3 separate regions of the Mus musculus genome follow, and all the other regions are linked to region 3. The links are chromatin loops, found by intact Hi-C in ENCODE. Cell type or tissue: left cerebral cortex. All regions are shown on one strand.

The links. A loop is a pair of places that touch in the nucleus more often than their neighbours do. Peaks named below come from ENCODE experiments on the same cell type or tissue, not always from the same donor. Only the 100,000 strongest peaks of a DNase experiment are listed, where the experiment ranks them.
Region 1: it touches region 3 in a loop (10-fold over the local background); 7 of 42 quality-filtered maps call a loop at or near these places.
Region 2: a loop joins it to region 3, with 9 times the contacts of the local background. A loop is called at or near these places in 6 of 42 quality-filtered maps.

Annotation. Positions count from the first base shown.
Region 1 is chr8:55,524,868-55,532,867 of GRCm38, forward strand. It overlaps the pseudogene Gm20586. Among named protein-coding and RNA genes, the nearest start is that of Gm51600, 11 kb to the right of the region's middle. In left cerebral cortex, a CTCF peak has its summit at 4,839; no DNase peak of the experiment used is centred here.
Region 2 is chr8:55,402,574-55,410,573 of GRCm38, forward strand. No RefSeq gene overlaps it. Among named protein-coding and RNA genes, the nearest start is that of Gm51594, 24 kb to the left of the region's middle. In left cerebral cortex, a CTCF peak has its summit at 4,577 (motif pointing right); no DNase peak of the experiment used is centred here.
Region 3 is chr8:56,482,976-56,490,975 of GRCm38, forward strand. 4930518J21Rik (RIKEN cDNA 4930518J21 gene) reads right to left here and starts at 1,993. Exons shown (of 3, transcript NR_131020.1): 1 at 1,802-1,993. In left cerebral cortex, a CTCF peak has its summit at 3,260 (motif pointing left); DNase peaks (open chromatin) are centred at 3,221 and 6,749.

The sequences.
Region 1 (8,000 bases), 960 kb before region 3:
AAAAGAAAGGTAATATACAGCAAACCAATAGCCAACATCAAATTAAATGGAAAGAAACATAAAACAATTGGACTAAAATCAGGGAAAATTCAGAACTCTTCAGTGTCTCCATATCTCAATAAAAAATGAGAATTTCTACCTAGAGCAAAATACAGCTAATGGAGGTCAAGGGGATACAAGTTGGAAAAGAAAAAGTATAGCTATTCCCAGATGAAAGTGTAATATACATAAGAGGCCCTTAAATATTCAAAAAATAATATATAGCTCATATGTCTGGTTCAGCAAAACGTCTGCTCATAAGAAAGTTTCCAGGAAGATATCCCAGGACACAATTGAAATCTTCCCCTTCTGCTCTCCTGTGAAACCAGAAGTACTTACTTCTTGAGCAACAAACAAAAGAGCATGCAGGACCTGATGTAGATCACCTGCATATTTGTAGCAAGTATGCATCTTGGTCATCATGTGGGTACCCTTACTTACAATCAGAGAGGGGACTATCTCTGACCCTGTTCCCTGCTATTGGATCCACTCTACCTGGACTGTGTTGTTAGACCTCACTGGGAGAGGAGGTGCTTAGTCTTATTGGGAAAAGATATTCTAGCATGGATTGAAACACAAGGGGGTGAGGCTATGCCCTTCTCTAAGAAGGGGAAGGGTAGCAGGTGGAAGGATTTGTAAGGGTTAAAGTCAGAGGAGAGTAGGGAAGGGAGCTGCTTTGTTGAGGTAATGTAAATAAAATATACATTATGAAAAAAAGAACAGAATCCTCGAAAGAATAATTTTTAACATTGGAGAAGTAGTCAAAGAAATGTTAAATATCCTTAGGCTTCATGGAAATGCAAATAAAATAAAAACCTCTAACATTCTATCTTACACAGATCAGAATGGATAAGTTCAAAAACTCAAGTGACAACACCTGCTTACAAGGTTGTGGAGAAGGGGAACACTCTTCCACTGCTGATGGAGTGCAAGCTTGTACAACCACTCCGGAAATCAATTTGGGAGGTTCTCATAAAAATGGGAAAGTTCTACGCAAGATCCAGCTATAACACTTTGGCCATGTATATAAAGCTTGCTTCAACATACCAAAAGGACACTTGTTCAACTGTGCTCAAAGCAGTTTTATTCAAAAAAGCCAAAACTTGGAAACAACCCAGACACCCCTCAATGGAAGAATGAACACGGAAAATGGGATTCATTTACTCAATGGAATATTACATAGCTATTAAAAACAAAGAAATGATGAAATTTGCAGGCAAATTTATGGAACTTAAAAAATTGTGAAATGACCCAAATCAAAAGAATATACATTCCGTGTAATCACTTATACATGTATTTTAGCCATAAATTACATGCTATAATCCACAGACCCAAAAGAGAGGAAGGAAAGAAGAAATAAATGAAGAAAGGAAGCAAGAAAGGTCTTACCCGCGTTCTCGCGACCGGCCAGGAAGAACGCAACAAACCGGAATCTTCTGCGGCAAAAGCTTTATTGCTTACATCTTCAGGAGCCAGAGAGCAAGAGAGCAAGAGAGAGAAAAGGAACAAGAACAAGAAAGCAAGAGCAAGAGAGAGAAAAAGCAAGAACAAGAGAGAGAAAAAGAACAAGAACAAGAAAGCAAGAGAAAGAATGGCAAAACCCCGTCCCTTTTAAGGAGAATTATCCTCCGCCTAGGACGTATTACTCCCTGATTGGCTGCAGCCCATCGGCCCAGTTGTCATCACGAGAAAGGCAGAACACATGGCGGGAAAACTGCCCCTGCATGTGTGCAGATTATGTTTACTACTTAGAACACAGCTGTCAGCGCCATCTTATAATGGCAAATGTGAGGGCGGCTCCTCACAGATCCCCCTTTTCTTTTAATAAGAGCAATAGGCCACCCATATTAATGAGAGTGGAGATAGAGGTCAAATCCCCAGTGTGCAGGTAAAGGAGCCGTACACAAAACCTCCTCCCAGGCTCATCACCCAGAGGGGTCCTAGTCTGGTCCTGTGTCGTTTTTCCTGGGGAGAAGGACACTTGGACACTCAACCTTCTTGAAAGATGACATGTCTCCCTAGGATAGGCTCATATGTGCCGCAGAGCCCTTCTACTGCAGTGCTTAGCTGTGCAACTCTCTCGGGCTGCTGAAGCACACTCACTCTATCCCGTGCAATGAGACTAGCCTCGTGGGGTGCAAGAGCTGAATGGCCAGCGACCTATTGCTTAAGCATAGATAACCATATATCAGGGGAAGCACCATGTTCTAGAGCTGCAAGTGCCTGGGCAATAACCACCTTGTCTCTCCTAGTTTGGGCCTTAAGCTTACAGACCAACCAAAGAAGCAACACTAATCCACAACAAAGTGTATCTCCAAATAATCCCACCCATACCCATTCTTTAAAGAAGGAAAATGCTGAGGAGATCCAATTGGGTAATCCTTTGGTCAGGGACAGGTCCAAGCACGTGGAGTTGACCTGAATGATGGCAATTCTCAATTCCCGAAGGGTTTGTTCAAATTCAGCCATCCAATTCTGTAACATATACTGAGAAAGACTTTTTAACAAATTAGCTGCCCTAGTAAATTTCTCATACTGAATGGAAGTAACGGGCAATCCCGGAAACTTTTATTCACATCCCAGCTGAGCTATTTGCCATAATACATCTAGTTGTTCCTAGTCAAGATCTATGAGTTGATTAATTTCTGCCCATGGAGCATTTTTGGGATTGGAGGATGGCGGCCGCTAAGCCTGCATTGTTGAGAGTTCCCCCAAGCTCCCGACAAACCCTGAGCCAGTCTTGTAAACCTTTGTTCTTTCTTGGGGCTATGGCCGCTCGGCACTCCTGTGTGGCTTGCTCATAAATGAGCTGTTCTACCAGAGGTGCGGCTTGCTCTGAATCTCCAAAAATACGCTCTGCTGCCTCTGTCATTCTGGCCACAAAATCTGAGAATGACTCCTGAGGTCTCTGGACGATCTTTGTTAGTTGTCCAGTGGCTTCACCTGCTCAGGAGAGCGCCTTCCAGGCCCTAATAGCCTTTTCATCTGATTCAGAACTACTAAGAACTGGCTCCTTGAGCTCATCTAGTGATGAGTATAGGCTCCTTCTCCTAGAGACCTCCGCTAATTGATCTTTTTTCTTTTCTTTTTCCTTCTCCTTCCTTCTAATCTCTCCCCAGGTATTCTTACCTGACCTAAACTTTTCCTCAGGTTCAAGACCCGTGGAAAGGCCTATATACTTATTTTGTGCGCCATATTTCCTCTTTGCTCCTACTCTCTCTCCCCGCTTTACTTCTGATAGATTGCCCTGAATTTCATCCAGAATTTTCAGCCCTGCCTTAACCGCTTGATAACATGTGAAAAGGAACAAAAAGGCTCCTAACACTAGAGAAAGTTCAAGGCCAAACATACCTTGTAAAGCTATTTCCCACTTTACTTCTGATAGACTGTCTTGAATTCCGTTAGAAAGTTCAAGGCCAGACGTACCTTGTAAAGCTATTTCCCACTTTACTTCTGATAGACTGTCTTGAATTTCGTTAGAAAGTTCAAGGCCAGACGTACCTTGTAAAGCTATTTCCCACTTTACTTCTGATAGACTGTCTTGAATTTCGTTAGAAAGTTCAAGACCAGACTTACCTTGTAAAGCTATACTTACGGGTACCCTGTTCCCCAGCTGAAGAGTTCTGAATTCACGCAGTTGAATCCTTCTCAACAGTCTGTTTTACGGGAACACTTCATTACCACCGTTCCCCAGCTGAAGAGTTCTGAATTCACGCAGTTGAATCCTTCTCAACAGTCTGTTTTACGGGAACACTTCATTACCACCATTCCCCAGCTGAAGAGTTCTGAATTCACACAGTTGAATCCTTCTCAACAGTCTGTTTTACGGGAACACTTCATTACCATGACCCGCAGTTCTGGTTCCGGAATGAGGGATCTTCCTTGCGCCGGTGATGGTAACCATCCCAGGTTTTCTCGTCCCGGGATTTCTCGTCCCAGGTCTTCTCGTCCCGTCCCGGGTCTCAGCACCAACTCTTACACGCGTTCGCGACCGGCCAGGAAAGACGCAACAAACCAGAATCTTCTGCGGCAAAAGCTTTATTGCTTACATCTTCAGGAGCCAGAGAGCAAGAAGAGCAAGAGAGCAAGAAAAAGAACAAGAACAAGAAAGCAAGAAAAAGAACGAGAACAAGAAAGCAAGAGCAAGAAAAAGAACAAGAACAAGAAAGCAAGAGAGAGAATGGCAAAACCCGTCTCTTTTAAGGAGAATTATCCTCCGCCTAGGACGTATTACTCCCTGATTGGCTGCAGCCCATCGGCCCAGTTGTCATCACAAGAAAGGCAGAACACATGGCGGGAAAACTGCCCCTGCACGTGTGCAGATTATGTTTACCACTTAGAACACAGCTGTCAGTGCCATCTTATAATGGCAAATGTGAGGGCGGCTCCCAACAGAAAGGAAGAAGAAGGGAGGAAGGAAAGAAAGAAGGAAGGACAGGCAGACAGAGACAGAAATAGAGACAGATGAAAAATGGATTTTCTTCAGTTCTTCAGCTTTTAATGGTACATAATGTATACCCAGCCAAAGCAATGTTCATTCCAACAATTATTTCCGTTTTTTTCCAAATATCAACAGTTTGACACATGCAGAAGTGTAAAAGAGCATATAAATAAGATATACACACACATCTGTGTGCCCTTCTGCATTTGCATCTGGATTTAGGTTACACTTGGGATGCTGGCTTACTAAAACTCTTTTATAGTCATGGATTTTCACTTCCACTAGATGTCAGTGTCTGATAATTCTCTGGCAAAGTCTTAGGCTAGCTTTTCTTAAATTTTACTTCTATTAATTTTGTTTTGGATTATTGTTTGTTTGTTTTGTAAGGAAATAAGCCCAACATGGGAAAATAGAGGAAGATAGAGGATTAACAGCACCTTTTGAGGACTGTTTTGTTATTTCAAGGGAATTGTTACTGTAGGTGGAATGGGATTGTTAAACAGGAGAAAGAATGGCACCCAGAATTAGGCATGGAACCTGGATTGTGGTTCAGATGTCTCATTACTGTTTACTTGTGCATTTCAATTAAATCTGTCCTTATATTGACTACTCTCACTCATGAACTCCTTGCCTCTCCCCTCTATCTTTCTCCCTCCCTCCCTCCCTCCCTCCATCCCTCCCTCCCTCCCTCCCTTCCTCCTTCCCTCCCTCCCACTCTCCCTCACTCCCTTCCTCCTTCATCCCTCCACTTCCCCCTTTCTTCACTCTCTCTCCCCTCCTCTCTCGCTCATCTTTCACTTTGTTATACACTATGATTTTGGTGTGTGTCCATGAGTATGTAGGTATCCACTGGAGAGTTATGGGTTTAATAAACCTCCCTTTATGATTCAAGTTTTGTCAATGAACAAAAAGATATGATGTTTACAATAACCCTCTAACACAGAAGAAAATGTGTGATTAATTTGACAGTATTTTGCTCATGATTTTGATGTTGACTTGAGATATGAACAGAAATATTAGCCTACATGTTCTTACATTTATAGTCTTTGTTGTGCATATATAATAAATGTGAATGTTTTGTATCATCAGGTCACAACTGGAATTTTGAAGATTTCATAAATTTAAGAGAATTTCTTTCCAAAAATTGCTTAATCAAACACTCAAGTAAATTACAACATTTTAGATCCAGTATTTTACAATTTACAAGTGCTTTAAATCCATACAGCATAATTACATAACATTTACTCACTACACCATAATCCTCCCTGATGCCATTATTAAAAGAAAAAATAGGTCTTATACATGGATTTTTTTTGTAAAGTTAGTAAAACTCTTAGTAAAAATTGGTTCATGCCAGGCTGTGGAATTCATTGAAACTGTATGTCCGTAGCCATTTACTGAATGTTGGCATCCATCTTTCGTGAATGTATTGAAGGTCAGACAAGAGGTCGGGTGCATCCATGTGGATCCAGTTATTTTACCTGTTGCTGAGGAATAGAATGCTGGAGAGCAGAACTGTTTTTCACTCAAGCATGCAGAATGATAAAGGGATTGCAAACCTTTCTTTGTTCTCCAATATCACTTGTCTGTTATATTTCATTCCTAATATTTTTTATTTATTTATTAACTTTATATTCCAATATCAGCCCCCTCTCCTCAGAATCCCCCTTCACACAGATCCTAACCCCATTATCCCTCCACTCCTCTGAAGTGATGGGCATTACAAACACACACACACACACACACACCACATCAAGTTATTGCAGGACTGGTAGCATTCTCTCCCCATGAAGCCAGACAAGGCAGCTCAGTTAGGGGAAAATGTTTCACATGGAGACAACAGGTCTGAGACAGTACAATTCTCCATTTATTGGGGGACTTGCATAAAGTCCAAGCTGCACATCTGCTACATATTTCCAAGAGGACTAGGTCCAGCCCGTATATGGTTTTTGGTTGTTGTTTCAGTGTCTGGGATCACTGAAGTCTTCAGGGTAGTTGACTCTATTGGTCTTCCTGTGGAGTCCCTACCCTTTTCTGGTCCCTCAATCCTTCCCCCAAATCTTCCACAAGACTCACCAAGATCTATCTAATATATGGCTATGGATCTCAACTGCAAACAGTCCATGTGCAGACAACCCAACAGTTAAAATCCATATTCAATACAAAATTTATTCAGTTTTCATGTAGCATTATGATTTTCAGGAAATGCCCATTTTCTTTAACTGTATGTTTAGTTCACTTACCTATTAATGTTTATAAGAAAATCATTCTTATGCATTCAGAATTTACACCTGAAATTCTAAAAGTAAAATTTATGTCATCTTCCCTTCCCCTCTCACTCTCTCTTTCTCTACTCTCTCTCTCTCTTTCTTTCTTTCTTTCTTTCTTTCTTTCTTTCTTTCTTTCTTTCTTTCTTTCTTTCTTCCTCTCTCTTCCTTTCTTTCTTTCTCTTTCTTTCTCTCTCTTTCTTTCTTTCTTTCTTTCTTTCTTTCTTTCTTCCTCTCTCTCTTCCTTTCTTTCTTTCTCTTTCTTTCTCTTTCTTTCTTTCTTTCTTTCTTTCTTTCTTTCTTTCTTTCTCTCTTTCTCTCTTTCTTTCTCTCTTTCTCACTTTCTCTGTCTCTCTCTCTCTGTCTCTCTGTCTCTCTCTCTGTCTCCCCCCCTGCCCTTTTAAAGGTCACTTCTCCAGCCAAAGCTGACAGGATCCTCTCACTGTGGCTTAAACTAGCCGCAAATTCAGAGCAATCCTCTTCCTTCAACCTCCACAGTCCCAAGAGTAAAGAATTAAATAATACTCCTGGCTGTTAATTTTACGCTTAGTTTTATCCATTAGGAAAAAAGACATTTAACAAGTGTTGGGTAAGGATGACTTTGCATAATATAACATAACCAAAAATGCATGTATATATTATTTTGATAAGACAAATATATTAAAAAAAAAAAACACTAAGCAGCTAGACATCACCACTAGCAAATATATAAAGGAAAAGCTGAACAAGCTACTTGTAGAACTTTCAGATGGAGTAGCTGTGTTCAAGATTGGAGGTAGAAGTCATGTTGAAATGAATGAGAAGAAAGGGTTCTAGAATGAGGCTGCACTTTGCTTTGGTATATCCCAGCCATGGATTCATTAAAGCCTGCTAATGGAGATCTGAAAATAAGTATAAAAATTATAAAAAGAGCACTTGAAGTTACTGCAATGACAATTGCTGAGAATGTAGGTGTTGGAGGATCTTTGATAATTGAGGAAATTCTGCAGATTTCCTCAGAAGTTGGTTATAACGCCAAGCTGGGAGATTTTATGAACATGATTGAAAATGGAATCATTGATCAAACAAAGGTTTTAAGATCTGCCTTACTGGATGCTTCTGGGGTGGCCTCCTTGCTAACCACAGGTGAAGCTGTAGTAATAGAAATTCCTAAAAAAGAGATGGTTCCTGGAATGGGTGCAATGGCTAGAATGTGAGAGAGTATGGGAGTTGGCCTGTTCTAACTCCTAGAATAGTGCTTTGCCCTTGTCAAT
Region 2 (8,000 bases), 1.1 Mb before region 3:
CCCCCATCCACCCTTTGACTGCTCTATATCCCATACTTCCTCCCTAACCTACCTGGTCTCCACATGGATGCCCTCACCCTCACTCCACCTGAACACTAACTGTCTGGGGCCTCCAGTATTGAGGATTAACACAGACCTGCAAGTCCTCTGCTGTACATGTGTTGGTGGCCCCATATCATCTGGTGTATGCTACCTGTTTGGTGATCAAGGGTTTTAGAGTTCTCAGGGGTCCAGATTAATTGAGACTGGTAGTCCTCCTACAGGATCGCCTTTCTCCTCAGCTTTCTTTAGCATTCCCTACTTCACCAACAAGGGTCAGCTACTTCTGTCCATTGGTTGGGTGCAAATATCTGCATCTGACTCTTTCAGCTCTTTTTTTGGGTCTTTTGTAGGGCAGTCATAATAGATCCATTTTTATCTAACCCTTTTTTTTTTTATCCCTTTAATGAGGCTTACAAGATTAAGATTTTATTGTTGCACCTAACAATTGGGTTACCATTGTTTCTGAACTAAGTTTTCTTGTGTTTTCCTTCACTTGTTGACTTGTCCAGGTTCAAGAGAGAAATGTATGTAGGCAAAGCATCAGTTTGTCTGAGGTGTACTGCAAAGGCCATGGAGAATTTGAAGCACAGGATTGGCATGGTAACGACCTGTCAGTAGGAACTTGGTGAGCTGGGTGGAGAGATTATGGAGTTCTGAGTCAGAGAGTTCCTGATATAAAAACAGGTAGGCCATTGCCTGCCAGTGCATGACCAGGCAGTTCCCATGGGGCAGAGTTTCAGGTGACCAAAAGTATTGCAGGAATGTCGCCATTCATTTCTTATTATTTCCCACAACACAAGTAACATCAAAATAAACACAATCACAAATAACACACACACACACACACACACACACACAAGACATAAACATCAAAATAACAGGAATTAACAATGTTTGGTCATTATTATCTATGAACACAAATGGATTCAATTCCCCAATAAAACAACAAAGGCTAAGAGACTGGATGTGTGAATAGGATCCAGTATTCTAGATCCTACTTACAAAAAACACACCTCAGCAATAAATATAGACATATACCAAAGTAAAGTGCTTCAAAAGAGTTTTCTAAGCACACAGGTCCAAATAACAAGCTGCAGTACCTATTCTAATAACTAATAAAATATGCTTTCAACCAAAAATTATTGAAAGAGATGAGAAAGGACACTTCAAATGCATCAAATAAAAAATCCACCAAAAAGACACTTAAATATGATTATGCACAAAATGTAACAGTACCAACATTCATTATACAAACATTACTAAATATTAAGATTACTTGGTGAACCCTCAATATTAAGAATGGGATACTTCAAGACACCATTCTCACCAAGGAACAGGTTAAGAAAACAAAAAATTACAGAAATAATAAAATTAACCAAGGTTATGAATCAAATGAACCAAAAATAGACCTATAGTACCTTTCCCCCAAACAGGAAAGCATATATACCTTCTTCCAACTCAAGGAATCTTCTTCAAAACTGACAGTATACTCAGTCACAAAGCAAGACTCAACAATAAATTTCAAATAACCACTCACATCTCAACAAATCACCATGATTATAAGTCTGGGCTACAACAACAACGGAAACAATAGACATCCTACAATCTCATGGACAGTGAACAACTCTTTACCCAGTGACCACTGGGTAAATGAAGAGATAAAGAAATAAATTAAAGACTTTCTAGAATTCAATGACAAAGAAGGCACAATATTCCCAAACATATGACTCACAATAAATGAACTGCTAACAGGAATGTTCGTAGCACTAAGTGTTTTGAACTTAGTGAGAAGTTAAAGAGATATCACAGTAGCAACTTAATAGCTCACATGAAAGTTCTAGAACAACAAGAACAAATAACAAAAACAGAGGAAACACACCCAAGAGGAGTAGAATGTGGGAAAGAATAATAAACAAGGATGATATCAAGAAATTAGAAACAAAGAAAAAATGGAAAGAATCAAGGAAACCAAGAGCTGGTTCTTTGAAAAAATCAGCAAGGTAAGCCAACCCTTAGGTAAACTAACTAAACAACAGAAAGACAATATCCACTTTAAGAAAATTAGAAATAAAAAGCTAGAGATAACAAAAGACAGTGTGGAAATCATTAGGTCTTACTTCAAAAACCTGTACTCCACAAAACTGCAAACTCTAATTAAAATGGATAATCTTTTTGATAATTACCACTGACCAAAGTTAAATCACAATCAGGTAAATAATCTAAATAGTCCTATAACCCCTAAAGAAGTAGAGGCAGTCATTAAAATTATCCCAACCAAAAAAGTTGAGGGCTGGATGGTTTTAGTACAGAATCCTATCAGATATTCTAAGCAGAGCTAATACCAATACTCTTAAATATATTCCACAAGAATGACACAAAAGGCACATTGTCAAACTCATTTTATATGGTCACAGTCACCCTGATACCTAACCCACACAAAGATTCAACAAAATAAAATAATGTCAGACCAGTTTACCTTATGAATATTGTCATAAAATGCTCAAAAAAACTCTCACAAACTAAATCCAAGAAAACATCAAAAAGATCATCCGCCATGATCAAGTAGGCGTCATACAAGGGATACAGGGATGATTCAACATGCAAACATCTATCAATGAAATCCACCATATTTACAATTGAAAAAAAAACCCTCACGATTATCTTATTAGATGCTTAAAAAAGCCTTTGACAAAATTCAATATTAGGAACATTCATGTTAAAAGTCTTGGAGGGATCAGCAATTCCAGTCATATACACAAGCACAAAAAAAAAAAAAAAAAAGAAAAGAAAAGAACGGCAATATACAGCAAACCAATAGCCAACATCAAATTAAATGGAAAGAAATATAAAACAATTGGACTAAAATCAGGGAAAAGACAGAGCTGTTCGGTCTCTCCATATCTCAATATAAAATGAGAATTTCTACCTAGAGCAAAATACAGCTAATGGAGGTCAAGGGGATACAAGTTGGAAAAGAAAAAGTATAGCTATTCCCAGATGAAAGTGTAATATACATAAGAGGCCCTTAAATATTCAAAAAATAATATATAGCTCATATGTCTGGTTCAGCAAAACGTCTACTCATAAGATAGTTTCCAGGAAGATATACCAGGACACAATTGAAACCTTCCCCTTCTGCTCTCCTGTGAAACCAGAAGTACTTACTGGACCTGATGTAGATCACCTGCATATTTGTAGCAAGTATGCATCTTGGTCATCATGTGGGTACCCTTACTTACAATCAGAGAGGGGACTATCTCTGACCCTGTTCCCTGTATTGGATCCACTTTCTCTACCTGGACTGTGTTGTTAGACCTCACTTGGAGAGGAGGTGCTTAGTATTATTGAGGAAAGATATTCCAGCATGGATTGAAACACAAGGGGATGAGGCTATACCCTTCTCTAGGAAGGGGAAGGGTAGCAGGTGGAAGGATTTGTAAGGGTTAAACTCAGAGGAGAGTAGGGAAGGGAGCTGCTTTGTTGAGGTAATGTAAATAAAATATACATTATGAAAAAAAGAACAGAATCCTCAAAAGAAAACTTTTTAACGTTGGAGAAGTAGTCAAAGAAATGTTAAATATCCCTAGGCTTCATGGAAATGCAAATAAAATAAAAACCTCTAACATTCTATCTTACACAGATCAGAATGGATAAGTTCAAAAACTCAAGTGACAACACCTGCTTACAAGGTTGTGGAGAAGGGGAACACTCTTCCACTGCTGATGGAGTGCAAGCTTGTACAACCACTCTGGAAATCAATTTGGGAGGTTCTCATAAAAATGGGAAAGTTCTACGCAAGATCCATCTATAACACTTTGGCCATATATATAAAGCTTGCTTCACCATACCAAAAGGACACTTGTTCAACTGTGCTCAAAGCAGTTTTATTCAAAAAAGCCAAAACTTGGAAACAACCCAGACACCCCTCAATGGAAGAATGAACACCGAAAATAGCATTCATTTACACAATGGAATATTACCTAGCTATTAAAAACAAGGAAATGATGAAATTTTCAGGCAAATTTATGGAACTTAAAAAATTGTGAAATAACCCAACTCAAAAGAATATACATTCCGTGTAATCACTTATACATGTATTTTAGCCATAAATTACATGCTATAATCCACAGACCCAAAAGAAAGGAAGGAAAGAAGAAAGAAATGAAGAAAGGAAGCAAGAAAGGAAGAAGAAGGGAGGAAGGGAAGAAAGAAGGAAGGACAGGCAGACAGAGACAGAAATAGAGACAGATGAAATATGGATTATCCTTAGTTCTTCAGCTTTTAATGGTACATACTGTATACCCAGCCAAAGCAATGTTCATTCAACCAATTATTTCCGTTTTTTTCCAAATATCAACAGTTTGACACATGCAGAAGTGTAAAAGAGCATATAAATAAGATATACACACACATCTGTGTGCCCTTCTGCATTTGCATCTGGATTTAGGTTACACTTGGGATGCTGGCTTACTAAAACTCTTTTATAGTCATGGATTTTCACTTCCACTAGATGTCAGTGTCTGATAATTCTCTGGCAAAGTCTTAGGCTAGCTTTTCTTAAATTTTACTTCTATTAATTTTGTTTTGGATTATTGTTTGCTTGTTTTGTAAGGAAATAAGCCCAACATGGGAAAATAGAGGAAGATAGAGGATTAACAGCAACTTTTGAGGACTGTTTTGTTATTTCAAGGGAATTGTTATTGTAGGTGGAATGGGATTGTTAAACATGAGAAAGAATGGCACCCAGAATTAGGCATGGAACCTGGAGAGTGGTTCAGATTGTCTCATTATTGTTTACCTGTGCATTTCAATTTAATCTGTCCTTATATTGACTACTCTCACTCATGAACTCCTTGCCTCTCCCCTCTATCTTTCTCCCTCCCTCCCTCCCTCCCACTCTCCCTTCCTCCCTTCCTCCTTCATCCCTCCACTTCCCCCTCTCTTCCCCCTCTCTTCTCCCTCTCTTTCCCCTCTCTCCCTTCCTCTCTCACTCATCTTTCACTTTGTTATACACTATGATTTCGATGTGTGTCCATGAGTATGTAGGTATCCACTGGAGAGTTATGGGTTTAATAAACCTCCCTTTATGATTCAAGTTTTGTCAATGAACAAAAAGATATGATGTTTACAATAACCATCTAACACAAAAGAAAATGTGTGATTAATTTGACAGTATTTTGCTCATAATTTTGATGTTGAATTGAGATATGAACAGAAATATTAGCCTACATGTTCTTACATTTATAGTGTTTGTTGTGCATATATAATAAATGTGAATGTTTTGTATCATCAGGTCACAACTGGAATTTTGAAGATTTCATTTATTTAAGAGAATTTCTTTCCAAAAATTGCTTAATCAAACACTCAAGTAAATTACAACATTTTAGAGCCAGTATTTGACAATTTACAAGTGCTTTAAATCCATACAGCATAATTACATAACATTTACTCACTACACCATAATCCTCCCTGATGCCATTAATAAAAAAAAAATTAGGTCTTATCCATGGATTTTTTTTTGTAAAGTTAGTAAAACTCTTAGTAAAAATTGGTTCATGCCAGGCTGCGGAATTCATTGAAACTGTATGGCCGTAGCCATTTACTGAATGTTGGCATCCATCTTTCGTGAATGTATTGAAGGTCAGACAAGAGGTCGGGTGCATCCATGTGGATCCAGTTATTTTACCTGTTGCTGAGGAATAGAATGCTGGAGAGCAGAACTGTTTTTCACTCAAGCATGCAGAATGATAAAGGGATTGCAAACCTTCCTTTGTTTTCCAATATCAATTTTCTGTTATATTTCATTCCTAATATTTTTATTTATTTATTAACTTTATATTCTAATATCAGCCCACTCTCCTCAGAATCCCCCTTTACACAGGTCCTAACCCCATTATCCCTCCACTCCTCTGAAGTGATGGACATTACACACACACACACACACACACGCACACACACACACACACACACCACATCAAGTTTTGCAGGACTGGCAACATTCTCTCCCCATGAAGCCAGACAAGGCAGCTCAGTTAGGGGAAAATGTTTCACATGGAGACAACAGGTCTGAGACAGTACAATTCTCCATTTATTGGGGGACTTGTATAAAGTCCAAGCTGCACATCCGCTACATATTTCCAAGAGAACTAGGTCCAGCCCATATATGGTTTTTGGTTGTTGTTTCAGTGTCTGGGATCACTGAAGTCTTCAGGGTAGTTGACTCTGTTGGTCTTCCTGTGGAGTCCCTGCCCTTTTCTGGTCCCTCAATCCTCCCCCAAATCTTCCACAAGACTCACCAAGATCTATCTAATATATGGCTATGGATCTCAACTGCAAACAGTCCATGTGCAGACAACCCAACAGTTAAAATCCATATTCAATACAAAATTCATTCAGTTTTCATGTAGCATTATGATTTTCAGGAAATGCCCATTTTCTTTAACTGTATGCTTAGTTCACTTCCCTATTAATGTTTTATAAGAAAATCATTCTTATGCATTCAGAATTTACACCTGAAATTCTAAAAGTAAAATTTATGTCATCTTCCCTTCCCCTCTCACTCTCTCTTTCTGTCTCTTTCTCTACTCTCTCTTTCTTTCTTTCTTTCTTTCTTTCTTTCTTTCTTTCTTTCTTTCTTTCTTTCTTTCTTTCTTTCCTTCCTTCCTTCCTTCCTTCCTTCCTTCCTTCTTTCTTTCTTTCTTTCTTTCTTTCTTTCTTTCTTTCTTTCTTTCTTTCTTTCTCTCTTCCTCTCTCTCTCTTCCTTTCTTTCTCTTTCTTTCTCTCTCTCTCTCTTTCTTTCTCTCTTTCTCTCTTTTTCTCTTTCTTTCTCTCTTTCTCACTTTCTCTATCTCTCTCTCTCTCTGTCTCTCTGTCTCTCTCTCTGTCTCCCCCCTGCCCTTTTAAAGGTCACTTCTCCAGCCAAAGCTGACAGGATCCTCTCGCTGTGGCTTAAACTAGCAGCAAATTCAGAGCAATCCTCTTCCTTCAACCTCCACAGTCCCAAGAGTAAAGAATTAAATAATACTCCTTGCTGTTAATTTTACTCTTAGTTTTATCCATTAGGAAAAAAGACATTTAACAAGTGTGGGGTAAGGATGACTTTGCATAATATAACATAACCAAAAATGCATGTTGCCATTTTACCTTTAACCAATAGACAAATATTACATTTAATCATGTTTGAGGCTTAGGAGATGTGTGAAAAACAGAACTAACTGCATAGTTCTCAAGTGAAAATTATACAGCTAAAAGTGAAATTAAATGCTTTCAAGAAATTCCTGAACATATAGAATAGGATTAAATATGTAGATAATAAGAGTTAATGTTTTAATTTGGAAATGCATAAACTAGAAGCATTCACAGCAGCGTTGCAATTCCATTTGCTTTTGGAGAGAAATCTTAAATGAATTTTCTTCCCTCTTTAGAGCACTGACACAAGCAAATCCTCTCTATAGTAATTAGAGTTGAGTATTCAGTAATTGGCTAGGAACATTGCTAAAATAAAATTACTGGTGTTTGAAAACTTAAGAATTATTATGTAGAGAATTACATTCCTGCATATTACATTCTTTTTTTTTTTTTTTTACATGCTTATACATCCTTCCTGTATTGGCTGGTTTTGTGTCAACTTGACATAAGCTGGACTTATCACAGTGAAAAGTTTCAGGTGAGGAAATGCCTTCATGAGATCCAGCTGTAAGGCATTTTCTCAATTAGTGATCAATGGAGGAAGGACCATTGTGGGTGGTGCCATTCCTGGGCTGATAGTCTTGGATTCCATAAGAAAGCAAACTAGCTGGGCATGGTGGCACAAGCCTTTAATCTCAGAACTTGGGAGGCAGAGGCAGGCGGATTTGTGAGTTCAAAGCCAGTCTGGTCTATAAAGTGAGTTCCAGGACAGCCAGGGCTATACAGAGAAACCCTATCTCGAACCCCCCCCCCAAAAAATAAATGAAATA
Region 3 (8,000 bases):
AAAAAATGAAAGCAATCCCACTAAGATCAGAACTTTAGACAAGGTTGTCCACTAACTCCATATTGTTCAGCCTTCTAGTTGGAATCTTTTCGGTAGAGCAATAATCAACTGAAGTGATACAATTGGACCAAAGGAATACAAATTGAAAAACAAGAAGTCAAAATATCTTTATTTGTAGATGATATAATAGTATATATAAATGACCCTAAAACTTCCACAAGGAAACTCCTACATCTGATAAACACTCTCATTGAAGTAGCTGGATACAAAATTATCTCACAAAATTCAGTAGCCCTCCTATATACAAATGACAAATGGTCTAAGAAAAATATCAGGAAACAGTTTTCACCATAGGCTCAAATAATATAAAGTATTTTGGGACAATTGTGACAACTCAACTAAAAGACTTGTGTGATTAAAACAAAACAAAACGAAACAAACAAACAAAAAAAAAAAACCCTTCGAGGCTTTGAAGGAGATATTAGAAGATGAAAAGATCTACTATGCTAATGAATCAGCAGGATTATCATAGTAAAAATGGCCACCCTACCAAATGCAATCTACAGATTCAATGTAATCCTCAATAAAATTCCAACACAATTTTTTCCAGATCTTAAAGCACAATTTTTAGCTTCATAGTGAAACACAAGAAAAACAATACATCTAATCTTTACTGGAAAAACAATCTTGGTGGTATCATCATCACTGATTTCAAGTTGTCCTACAAAGCTATAGTAATAAAAACTACATGGTATTGGTACAAAAACAGACACTGATCAATGGAATTAAACTAAAGATCCAGACATCAGTCTAGTCACCAGTGGACAGCTAATTATTGATAAAGAAGCCAGACAAACGACTGGGAAAAAAAAACAACAAAAAAGCAAACAAAACAAAACAAAACAAAACAAAACAAAACAAAACAAAACAGGATCTCCAAAATTGTGGCTGATGAAACTAGACAGCAGTTTTAGAAGAGTCCAAAGAGATGCATACTATCACTATGCATAAAACTCAACTCTACATGGATAAAATATCTTAACATAAAACCAAATACACTGAACCTGATAGAAGAGGAAGTAGAGAATAGCCTTGAACACATTGGCACAACATATAACTTTCTGAACAGAACATCATTAGCACAGTCCCCAAGACCAACAATTAACAAATGGGACTTTATGAAACTGCAAAGGTTCTGTAAGGCAAAGGACACCATTAATAGGACAAAATGACAGTTTACAGACTGGAAAACGATTTTACCAACTCCATATCCAATAGACGACTCATGTCCAAAATTTATAAAGAACTCAGAAAAACTATGTATCAAGAAAACAAATTGCACAACTAGAAACTAGGATACAGATGCAAACTGAGAATTCTTGAATGAGAAAAGACTCACATGGCTAAGAAACTCATAAGGAAATATTCAGCATCCGTAGCCATCAAAGAAATGAAATAAAACCTGTCATACCTGTCAGAAAAGCTGAGATCTATAACACAGCTCATAATAACAGCTCATGTTGATGAGGATGTGAAGCAAGGGAACACTCCTCCATTGCTGGTAGAAGTGCAAACTTGCACAACCACTGTGGAAATCAATATGGCGGCTCCTCAGAAAGTTGAGAATCAATCTACCTGAAGACCCAAGTATACCATTCTTGGACGTATACCCAAAGGGTGTTCCATCCTACCACAAGGACACTTACTCAAACATATTCAATGTGGCTTCATTTATAAAAGTAAATGCTTATTTCTAAAGGTTGTTGGAAGACGGGACATTAAGATTACCTTTGTGACTTACCTCTTCATATCCTGTCTAATATTGTCACAAAGTTGCTACCCTCAGAAGCCCCTTCCCTCTAACTAGGAGAACTCTCTCCTTTAAAGGCCACTAAAATAAGGGATTTCCTTTGTTCTTTGGGCAGATGCTGAATCTCCTGTGCACGATTCCCTCTCTGGGCTTTCCGAAAGAGGTTCCACCTGAATTCCATCTGAACTCATCTCCTTGGAAGAATCTTACTTAGAATAGAGAATCCTCCTATGAATTCTCAGTAGATACGTCACTGTCCCTCTCCGGCATGTGTAGTGCTGACTACCTACCTTCTCATTCAATCTGTCCTTATAATGAAACGCAGGAACGGGACCTATGCAAATACATACATCAGAAATGTCCGTGGTGATAATGTGTATTTGGGGTTTCTTGTTTTGTTTGTTTGTTTTGTTTGTGTTTTTCTTTTTTCAAGGCAGGGTTTCTCTGTGTAGCCCGGGCTGTCCTGGAACTCACTCTGTAGACCAGGTTGGCTGCAAACTCAGAAGTCTACCCATCTCTGCCTCTACACCACCGCCACGCCGCTGACAGTGTATATTTAGAATGATGCATGTTGATGAGGCTAAGCTTTTGATTTTGTTGGTTTGAGGGTTATTTGGGAAGGGTTGTTTCTTCTGATACTGTATCAGAATCCAGGCTGGCCATTAACGTTACCAAGTAGCCGATGACCTTGGACTTTAGATCCTCCTGCTTCCAACCTCTGCTCAATGCTGGGATTAAAGGTTTGCGAGCTGGTTTATGCTGAGGGGGTGGGGGGGGGGGTGCTGAACCTAGGCTTCAGGTACTCGAAGCTATCACTCTTCCACAGACTACCTCAGCAGTTATTCAAGTTAATGTCTCAGTTTGCCCCTCGCGAGGGGCGTTTCCTAAAAGTTCTATAGATCCTTTTCTCTCAACTTCATCAAGTTGAAAACCATTGAGTAATTTGAAGTGTGGTATCATAAAATTCACGGAATTTTGCTCCTTTTCACTTGCCTACTTTCATCCTTATATCTAAAAGAGGAAGAAGACGGTTTCCCAGAACCGTAGCGAAGAACAGCTGCATTCTGGGTAAATTATTAATGGGAAGACAGAAAAATTAAGGAATGGCTGCACATTTCTGAGAGCCATTAAGATTATAAACCAAATATTCTCTGTACCCTGACAAAGCTCAATGTCAAGCTCTGAAGTGCACATTTTTAATATCAGTCTGCTAGCCCTGGTTTATTTTACAAGGTTTAACTCTGCATGTGGTGCCTTCGGTGGGTTTTATTTATTATGTCTTATTTAATTTACACCAACACTGATATTATAGTTGCAATTTAAACCTTGCCAGTTACCAGTAATATCCATCATTACAGATTCCTTTTATTTGTTAAGAGAACAAAATTAATCCCGTTTCCTGTTTTTAAGCAAGTTAACAAAAATACAAGCCTCTTCTGCCATCTAGTGGCCATCTGAATTTTTAAACTAAAACCTGAAACAAACCACTTTAAGTTTGGCCCTAAAATACTTTATAATTTTTAACCAGAAATCATTGGACATTAAAATTCTAATAAAATAAACTATACATTTATGTTGTATATAATGACTACAAATAATGTCAGTTTCTTCTTTGCAACGAAACATTGAGTGAATATGTTAACAGCATATTTCCATTGTACTATTTTTATGTTGTTTCTTTAAATGACTTTACTCTTAATGGCTAGAGTCACAGCATGTGACAGAAACAACCCATATTTTCCCATGATGACAATTCCAAACTATTTTGAAAGTGCTTATTCAGGTTTGGGTTCCTGCTGGCAGTGAATTTTGCCAGGGTTCTATGGTTCTGTCTCGGCCATTCTCAATAGCAAGGAATGATGACCCTGACTGAGGCATTTTTAAATGGCTTTCCCCTAATGACTCGCAATGATGAACATTATGTTACATGTTTATTGCTATCCATGTTTTTGCTTTGGGAAATGTCTGTCTTCTGGCCATTTCTTTTTAAACCGTTATCTGAGAGCTCCTTAGATATCCTAGGTACACTTCTTTCCTCCAGAATGGTGGATTTTTTTTTTAAATGCCCCATGGTTGTGTAGCTTGTCGTCCTGCTTCCTTAAAAGGGTTTCCTCAGCACACACTCTCATTTTGGGTCTAGTCAATCAAAAATGTAAGTATGATACTTTTCAAGCCGTCTTTACTTGGAGGCTCTGTTTTGTTTTGTTTTGTGTTGTGTTGTGTTGTTAGGCAAGATCACGAAAGTTCCCACCTGGCCTTGGACTTCTGATCTTCTTGCTCCCATCTCCAAAATGCTGAGACTAAAGGCATTGTTGCCACCAGTTTGCTTAGCACCAGGGATCAGAGTCAGGATTTCACTGAAATATGTTTTTCAGCCCTGGGTGGTGTCATTTTTAATAACCCTGGATCAGAAATCCTAAAGGCCTTACCTCCTGCTATTTTTCTTACATTTAACTCTCCTATGCTGCTTGCACGAAGATTCTCTCCCCTGCCCAGTTGTTCCTGTGTCTCTGTTAAAGTCCACTCACCGAGCACCTTGAACTGGCACCTTTTAGTCAAGCAAGCACAAGCTGAATTCTCATGACAGGCCTGTGACAAAATAAATGTAAAGGTATAGATGAGCTAATTTTTATAAGAAAAAATGAAATTCACCAATATTACAAAACTTCAACTGTAAAAAATAAAAAGAAGAAAAGAAAAATAAAATCCATTTTTCCTTGCCAGCCCTTGCTACCGGAATGGTGACACTAAGACGATTTGTTCATTATTAAATATGTTGTCCACAAGCTTTGGCTCATTCCCTGAATAGCTCCTAACTTATTGAAACTATTCTTTATCTACCACTTAGTTAGTTCTTTTCAGTTCCCCGTCCATTTCTTTCTTTGTGTCTCCTCAGCATTCCCTCAGCTTCTCTCTCTAATCTCTCTCAGTATCTCTCCTTATTCTCTCATGAGTTCAGCTACGTACGCCTTTACTTCCATCTCCCCCAGGTTCTGGGCAAATCTCCCTTTTATTCTCTCACTATTTCCCAGAATCCTCTCTCTTCCTGACATTGTCCCACCTCCTCTTTCCTGCCTCAGCTCATTGGCCATCATCTTTTTTATTGACAGGTGATGCTTATAAGAGATTTTTTCTACAGTCAACTAGGAAAAAACACAGAAAGTTATTTAGTATTTTAAAACACCTCCCCCCCCCCCATTTTAAAAAAAAATTCATACCAGATGTTTCCTTTAGGTAAGGATTTGAACAGCGAATCAGTAGATGGCGGAGGAAGTATTTTGGGAGAGACATCCACAATTACATCTTGGCTGGGCTTGATCAGCTCCCTATAGGACCTTAGCCATTTTTATGAAGTTAAACTAATTTAACTTAAAATGAAATTTAACTTTTAGGGTGAACTTACACGTCCCAAATCCTGAATGAATTTTCCATTTATCCCAAGTCCATTTCTGCAAAACAGTATTGAAAGGAATTCATGAGCTGAAGTATTTGGGGAATTTGTTATGGCAAATGTTTTATTATAAACATTTACCTCCTAAAAATCTAACGTAATGTATTACCATTTTCCCTAATTTCACATTTCAGAGGTAGAGAAAAGAAAAAGAAGGTGAAAAGGGGGGAGGAAGAAGAAGAAAAGGGAGGAGAAAAGAGAACGGGGGGAGGCTGTTTTAACCACTAAGGTTCAAAAGCAATTCGTGCTAAATTATATCTTACAGTTTACAAGCAAATTTGGGACATGCAAATATGAAAAGGAAGAAAGCCATTGCTCCCTGAAGCACATGAGACTAAGTAATTCAATTTCCATAATGCTCAAAGTGGCCTGAGTGCTGGAAAAATTTATTGCCAAAATCTCTACTGACCCAGTTTTAAAAGACAGAGAAAAATATTTAGTAAGGGCATAGAAATTAAGTTTCTCTGATGCTCCAAGAGAAGGCAACACAAATTAAGCTGATCTTTCATGAAAGAGCATCAGAATTTTATCAACTTAGCATACTTAAGCATCTCAATTATTAACAAAGCAATCTCATACGGCTGATTAAATCATTGTTGCTGTTTGTATCTCACAACTTTAGCGCTAAAATTCATAGCACTGTAGGTTTTGTTGTTGTTGTTGGTGGTGGTGCTGTTTGTTTGTTTGTTTGGTGAGGTGTTGTGTTTTGTTTTGTGGTTTACAAGGTTGCTTTTGTTTTTTGGGGTGTTTGGGGTTGTGTTTTGTTTTTATTTTGTTATCAACGGTGGTATGTTTTGTTTTTAGTTTTGTTTTGGGGGGAGTTTTTTTGGTTGGTTGGTTGGTTGGTTGGTTGGTTGATTTTTGTTTGGTTTTTGTTTTGTTTTGTTTTTGTTTTTGTTTTTTTAAGAATTGATCTCACAGGAGCCTGATATAGCTCTCTCCTGAGAGGCTCTGCCAGTGCCTGACAAATACAGAAGTGGATGCTCACAGCCATCCATTGGACTGAGCACAGGTCTCCAATGAAGGAGCTAGAGAAAGGACCCAAGGAGCTGAAGGAGTTTGCAGCCCCATAGGAGAAACAACAATATAAACCAACCAGTATCCCCAGACCTCCTGGGGACTAAACCACCAACCAAAGAGTACACACGGAGTGACCCATGTCTCTAGCCCCATATGTAGCAGAGGGTGGCCTTGTGGGACAACAATGAGAGGAGAGGCCCTTGGTCTTGTGAAAGCTCAATGCCCCAGTGTAGGGGAATGCCAGGACAGGGAAGTGGGGTGGGTGGGTTAGTGAAAAAAGAGAGGGGGATAGGAAAGGGGGGTTTTCAGAAGGGAAATGAGGAAAGGGGATAAAATTTGCAATGTAAATGAAGAAAACATCTAATTAAAAAAAAACACGGAGCTGACTGTAAAACCAACATCTGCTAAGCAAACCTATAGCAAAACTGAATCCTTGGCTCTGTGCCACTACCACCTACTGACAGCTCATCAGCTTACAGCATAGAAGGTACCACCTCCATTCAGAACATTTGGCCTCCTTAGCCAGCCAGATAAGAAATATGACCCAGAGAAGCCCACTGAAACTCATTATAAGCTAAATAAATAGTCAGTGGGTCAGACTCCGAGTGCCTTAACAATTCACATTATTTGAAAGTTGTTCATATTTCTGCAGTTTGTGGACAGAACCAGCTTGAAGCACAAAGTCCATATGATATCATTTAACTCATTCTTGTCCATTAACTACCTTTGAAAAACTAATAATACTTCATGGTCTCCATTTCCCCATGAATTATTTTTGTGATATATTTAATATTCTAAAGGCTATTTAATATTCCTAGAGCTACACAACACACATACATTATGTGTTTCTTCTCAGGTTTGTGCTCCTGTCTTTTCCAAAGTACTGTTAAGATACATAAATGACTTCTTAAAGCTAAACCATTTCTGGCATGGGAGCAGAGAAAATGATTCACTTAATGGGGCACTAAAAACCCTTAAAAATGAAAAATAACAACAAAAATCACCCAGAAATTCCTAAGGACTGACTGAACCAACACTCTACATCCCCACACACCCATCTCTACCCCTGTAACCCCACACCCACGTATCTTTGCTTTCTCTGCCAAGTCATGGACATTTTTACCTTTTCTTTCAGCCTTCCATAGTACATCATGCTGAGAACTGTGATCACAACAACCAGCTAAAAGAGAGAAAAAGTGCAAGTGTTGTAAGGATTTTTACCACCTTATGCTAATTATAGGGACATCTAGAAAGCAGCTAATAAACCAAGGCTTGTTTGAACTATATTTTATAGTAAACACATATGTTATTGACTGTCATAAGTGGAATATGTATATCAAAACTAAACATTCACTAGTGCAATCAAAATACAGTAAGTCCAGGATTAGCATGAGTTACATACAGAGAGAGCTTTATTTTGGTACCAGAGGGATAAGAGTCCACCAAAGTAGGAAAGAGGGGTGTGGCAGCAAGCATAAGGTGGTAATTGTTTTGCTAGAAAGATGTAATAAAGTTGGAATCAAAAATAGAATATGCCCAGTCCTCATAATAGTAAGTAAAGGCTTCAAAATAAGAAATAAAGTGAACTTTCATAATTACACTAAAAGGAGAAATAAGCTTGAGACAAATTTATATTCAAGGAAAAACATTCAGGTCCAAGGATGAAACAACAGTTGTGCACTATGATACACACAGTTGCGCACTATGATAAGAAAAGAC